Regions from separate parts of the Homo sapiens genome. Here region 2 is linked to region 1. Evidence: read pairs that join two places in POLR2A ChIA-PET (ENCODE). Cell type or tissue: CD4-positive, alpha-beta T cell. All regions are shown on one strand. Links, peaks and the distances in the headings refer to the core of each region. The heading gives the core; the rest is flanking DNA.

Evidence for each region. Peaks named below come from ENCODE experiments on the same cell type or tissue, not always from the same donor. Only the 100,000 strongest peaks of a DNase experiment are listed, where the experiment ranks them.
Region 2: POLR2A ChIA-PET joins it to region 1 with 6 read pairs; 6 of 35 experiments call an interaction of 5 or more read pairs at or near these places.

What each region holds. Positions count from the first base shown.
Region 1 is chr20:49,279,918-49,282,723 of GRCh38, forward strand. It overlaps ZFAS1 (ZNFX1 antisense RNA 1), which reads left to right. Exons shown (of 4, transcript NR_036658.2): 3 at 568-653. It overlaps SNORD12B (small nucleolar RNA, C/D box 12B), which reads left to right and starts at 396; the gene lies at 396-498. It overlaps SNORD12 (small nucleolar RNA, C/D box 12), which reads left to right and starts at 766; the gene lies at 766-855. In CD4-positive, alpha-beta T cell, for the core only: no CTCF peak of the experiment used is centred there; a DNase peak (open chromatin) is centred at 1,504; H3K4me3 peaks cover 439 bases; H3K27ac peaks cover 554 bases.
Region 2 is chr20:49,151,687-49,154,492 of GRCh38, forward strand. STAU1 (staufen double-stranded RNA binding protein 1) reads right to left here. Exons shown (of 14, transcript NM_017453.4): 4 at 2,247-2,385; 5 at 1-61. Among named protein-coding and RNA genes, the nearest start is that of STAU1, 35 kb to the right of the region's middle. In CD4-positive, alpha-beta T cell, for the core only: no CTCF peak of the experiment used is centred there; no DNase peak of the experiment used is centred there.

The sequences.
Region 1 (2,806 bases), core at 141-2,640:
ATAACTAATATTTTTGCTAGAGTCCAGGAGTGAGGCGTTTACAAAGTCTGGGCTTCATGGGAACACATGTGAAGCTTATTGTTCCAGATTGTTCTTTTGTCAGGTAACTTGTGGTAACTTGTGTTAAAATGCAATCTCTTGGTACTTGTTCACTTCCCAACTCAGTAAATGCCAACTACTTCCTCAACTCTTCCAGCCACACTGGCTTCTATCATGGGCCTGTACTCAGAGTGTAAGCACTGAAGACAGGGGTGTTTGGTTTGGCTACCAAGTTATTGCCAGCTACAGGATACAACACAGAAGTGCTCAAACACCGAATGCAAATTTGCAAATATGAAGCATACCAACCAAATCTTACTCCTCATGGCTTTCAAATCTTACTCCTCACTCAAGAACTTCCTGCTGGCATATATGATGACTTAGCTTTTTTCCCCGACAGATCGACTATGTTGATCTAACTTTTCTAAGCCAGTTTCTGTCTGATATGCCAGCTTGAGCAGCTCCTTTGTCCCAGCTCCCCTGGGCATCTAGCTGATGGGAGCTCATTTTTCTGTTTTTTCATTTCAGGTTTATTGTTGGCCAAAACCAGGCTTTGATTGAACCAGGATGAATGCGGGTGTTGGAAGTAGAATATATATATACATATAAAATTGGTAAGTGGTGCCAACACGTCTTCCCTGGCTGAGTAGACACAGGCTCTGGAGGGGGTAGTAGCTGCTTTTCAGTGTGGGTTTGTCACCCTACTTCTTGTACGACTCAAATGTGGCCTTTGCAGCTGATGATACAGCTTCTTTCCCCATCAGATCGACCCTGTTGATCTCTACACTATTGGCCAGTTTTGTCTGATGCATTGGCCCCAGTAATAACTCCTATCTTTGTTTTCTGCTTATCTTTATCAGAGACTATTGCTTGTTCATGGGAACTGGGCTTTCTCTATTTTTTCCAGCATTCAGATGGCTTCTTTTGACCTGTTAACTTTCTATAGGTTGGGAGCCACGTGTACCAGTGTGTGTTGATCTTGGCTTGATTCAGTCTGCCTTGTAACAGGTGAGGTTTCTGCTTTCTATCTGCCAAACCCCACCGCAAAATTTGTCCAACTGGGCCTAACCTCAGGACCCATTTCCAAGTTGGGTATAAAACTGGGAGAATAAGTCATTAGGACTGACATTGGCCTGTTGGTATTACTAGGTCTTTGTTGGAAATAAGAGCTTGGAGTTCCAAAGAAAACGAGCACTTGAACAAAAGATTTCTCAGCAAGGCAAATTTACTTCTGCCGTAGGGTGCTGCTGCTGGCATTCCTGGCAAGAGCACACCTAACAAAAGAGAGAAAGGGTTTTTATTCCTAACAAGTAGTCCCTGCTTCTGTGTCCTATCCCCATTGGCTGGAGTCGACAGCGCAATCTAAACTAGTCCTGATTGGCTATTTTAAACAGGAGGCATGTGGGTTACAGCTGTGGGAAGGGCAGGAAACTTGTTTACAGAGCTGGTTGCTAGGAGTGAGGGGGACTTTTCCAAATAGGGAACAGGTTACAGGTTGAGATTGGCCGGAGAAGTTGTTTATAGAACGGGTAACTCGGAGCAGGAAGGTATGAGGAAGTTGACCTTAAGAACAAAGAACAAGGAAGTTAAAACTTTGAAGAGAAATCCATTGTATCTAACGATTTCCCCCTTTTGATTTTTATAATTATTTCTCTTCAGACTTGTTTTAGCGTGTCTTGATTTTGTTCCTCTTGGTCCTCTGAAATTAGAAGCTTAACTGAATGATGCGAGGGAGGATTGAGGAAGATTTTGGTGGGTGAGAGCTGTTAAAATAAGCTTTTGTATTAATCCTCAGATACAGGGTATGATACAGCATCCTACAAGAATGAGCAAACCTATTCTGATGGCAGGAGATTGAGGACGTAAGTCCTTTCCATTTGCGGAACTATTTTTCCATTAAAATCGTGAAGGGGTCATTTATTCCAGAATTTCTAGCTAGCTCATTGGATAAAGCAGTAAGTCCTTGGGCCTTTGTTATGGTTCCATCGGGAGCAGTATTATTAGGGATGAAAGTACAACACTGGGTTCCAATCATGACACAAACTACACCTTTCTCCGCTAGTATCATGTCTAATGCTATTGTATTTTCTCAGGCCGTTTGACTGGTGGGCCCTAATTGTTAAACTGTTCCCTTAATAGCATCCCTAGTATAATTAATGAATCGTTGCTGGGTTACATTTTTTGTGTTTTTTTTGAGATGGAGTCTCACTCTGTCGCCCAGGCTGGAGTGCAATGGTGCAATGGTTCACTGCAACTTCCACCTCCTGGGTTCAACCTACTCTCCTTCAGCCTCCTGAGTAGCTGGGGGCTGTCACCATGTTGGTCAGGCTGGTCTCAAACTCCTGATCTTGTGATCCACCCGCCTCAGCCTCCTAACATGCTGGGATTACAGGCGTGTGCCACCACTCCCGGCCCAATCTACATTTTTATTTAGAGTTGACCACCAGAACAACATGGATTCAAACTTGCAGCTATTTGATTTTGGGCCTTAAATCTATCTGGCACTCCTCGTGGGATTCCAATGGCATCTATATAAACATGAGAGTCACGAGGGACATCCATTGTTTTATGATGTTCTGTTTTTATGTATGTTTTCTGGATGAAATACCAGGGTGAAAGGGAGATAGCCAATTGGATTAGAGCTCAAGTGCCACGCCAAGTAACTTGGCAGAGTATTCAGTAATGGTCCACCACAACACCACCATACGTTTGCTTGGGGATGAATAAGGGACGACTGATTGGTAAGCTCCTGGAAGGGCTTAAGCTC
Region 2 (2,806 bases), core at 97-2,596, 130 kb before region 1:
TCCTCCCACAGAAAGTTCCACTTGATAAAGTAAAGGTGGAACTGGAAATGGGTAAAAGTACCTAGAAATAAAAGGAGGTTAGGCAAATTACAGTCTCAAGTTGATAAGTCACCTATACACTCTCTGGCAAATGCAAGTATTTCCTTCATCACGATCCTACTCACATTAGTGTTTGATGCTAATCACTCTTCATCAATATATCCAGAGATTTCATAAAAGCTTAAACTGGATTAGAATTGCTACACAGTATAAGCAAAGAGTGTTTAGCAATCCAAACTTACATCTCACAAAATACAATGGCTTATAAATTATGAGTTTATCACACTAACCTGCACTGACAAAATCTAAAATGAATTAGGCTTTGGCTGAGACAAAAACTTGGCTTGCTCTGCCTTCTCAAACCTTAGCTTTAAATTTGCATGTCTCCAATAGGAGGCTGGGAATTTTAATGCACAAGTCTTTCAAAAGGACCCTCATTTCAAGAAATCCCAATAAGCTGTAGCCTACCTAGCAGAACCCAGTTTCTTATCCATTTCCCTAGCAGAACCCAGTTTCTTATCCATTTCATAGCTTATATTTTTAAAATGACTATCCCCCAACAGAGAGCAGGGAAATGAAGAATTCCATTTTGCTCATCATCTATCCACTAATGTCTTTTTTTTTTTTTTTTTTTTGTGAGATGGAGTTTCTCTTGTTGCCCAGGCTGGAGTGCAGTGGTGCGATCTCGGCTCACTGCAACCTCCGCTTCCTGGGTTCAAGCGATTCTCCTGCCTCAGCCTCCCGAGTAGCTGGGATTACAGGCACCTGCCACCATGCCTGTATTTTTAGTATTTTTAGTAGAGACAGGGTTTCACCATGTTGGCCAGGCTGGTCTCAAACTCCTGACCTCATGATCCGCCTGCCTTGGCCTCCCAAAGAGCTGGGATTACAGGCGTGAGCCACCACACCTGGCCTCCACTAATGTCTTATTACTGCCAGCAGAAGATTTTTAATCCATGGCATTTTCAGGTTTCAATTAATATTTTATTGCACCAAAGCTATTTACAAAACGCACAAGTTCAAAAGTCAAAAAGTACCCAATAATCAGGTAATCTACAAATGCTGGGAATCATTGTCTTGCAGGAATCATGATGCTATGGGAATCATGTTTAAATATGATTCAGTTACACAAAGCAGTTACAAGGGTTATCTTTAGCCAGGCTGCTTGAGGGCACAAGCCACACTGCCAGCAAGAAATATGCTCAGGCCCTACCCAAGAGCAGTAGTTAAAGAAGCACAAAGGAGCCGGGCGTGGTGGCTCATGCCTGTAATCCCAGCACTTTGGGAGGCCGAGGTGGGCGGATCATGAGGTCAGGAGATTGAGACTATCCTGGCTAACAAGGTGAAACCCCGTCTCTACTAAAAATACAAAAAATTAGCCGGGTGTGGTGGCAGGCGCCTGTAGTCCCAGCTACTTGGGAGGCTGAGGCAGGAGAATAGCATGAACCCGGGAGGCAGAGCTTGCAGTGAGCCGAGATCATGCCACTGCACTCCAGCCTGGGCAACAGAGCGAGACTCCGTCTCAGAAAAAAAAAAAAAAAAAGAAGCACAAAGGGCCGGGTGTGGTGGCTCACACTTTAATCCTAGCACTGCGGGAGGCCAAGACAGGAGGACTCCTTGAGCCCAGAAGTTCAAGACCAGTCTGGGCAACATACGGAGACCCTGTCTCAATGAATTAAAAAAAAAAAAAAGAGGCGCAGCCAGGTGTGGTGGCTCACGCCTGTAATCCCAGCACTTTGGGAGGCCAAGGTGGGCAGATCATCTGAGGTCCGGAGTTCAAGACCACCCCAGCCAACATGGCAAAACCCCGTCTCTACTAAAAAATACAAAAAAAAATCAGCCAGGCGTGGTGGCAGGTGCCTGTAATCCCAGCTATTCGGGAGGCTGAGACAGCCTCCTCACTTGAACCCAGGAGGCAGAGGATACAGTGAGCCGAGACTGCACCACTGCACTCCAGCCTGGGTGACAGAGCAAGACTCTGTCTCAAAAAAAAAAAAAAAAAAAAAAAAAAAAAAAAGAAAGAAAGAAAAAAAAGAAAAGGCGGGGGAGGGGCACAAAGGCACAAGAGTAATTAAGACCAACTTCAACACTTGGCAGGCCCAAACCAAATCATTACTCCCTCCACAATCTAGAGGTACTGGTTTATGTAAAAGATCAGACACGTTTTCTCCTGTATTTTACAAAAAAAAAAAAAAAAAAACACATACCTCGGGGGATAAGCACCTCCTCTCATGTTGTAGTTATAGGTGGACTGCATCCGAGAGTAAGGGTCAACAGGCTTATACATTGGTTTTTTTCCAAGTTTCATGCACAGTGCATTTAGTTCTACAGTAGGGGTTATGCTTTCTGCAAGAAAGAATCGACAAAGAACTGTTTTTTTCTGGTATGAGAATGATACTCACTAAAATAAAATGTAATAGCATGCTTTCTGCTAATTGGATTCATGATACTTTACATAAAAGGACCTGGGTGGCTCACTGCTAGGCATCAGACAAGGAAATCCAAGAATATGCTGTGATTTCTAGATATTTATACACAGTCGACAGCACAAAATCTACTCTGAGGGTTACCAGAGGAGCCACAATTTAACCCAAGACATTATCAGTGAAAGCTATATGGTACAGCTGTCAGAAATAAGTTCCAAAACACATCAAATTTCACGATTAAAAAATCCCATGTAAATGTCCAAATTGTTTTACTGTTTGAGAATACTTAATCAATATAACCTTGGTTGTACTGATTTACAGGATTATTGGCTTGCACTCAG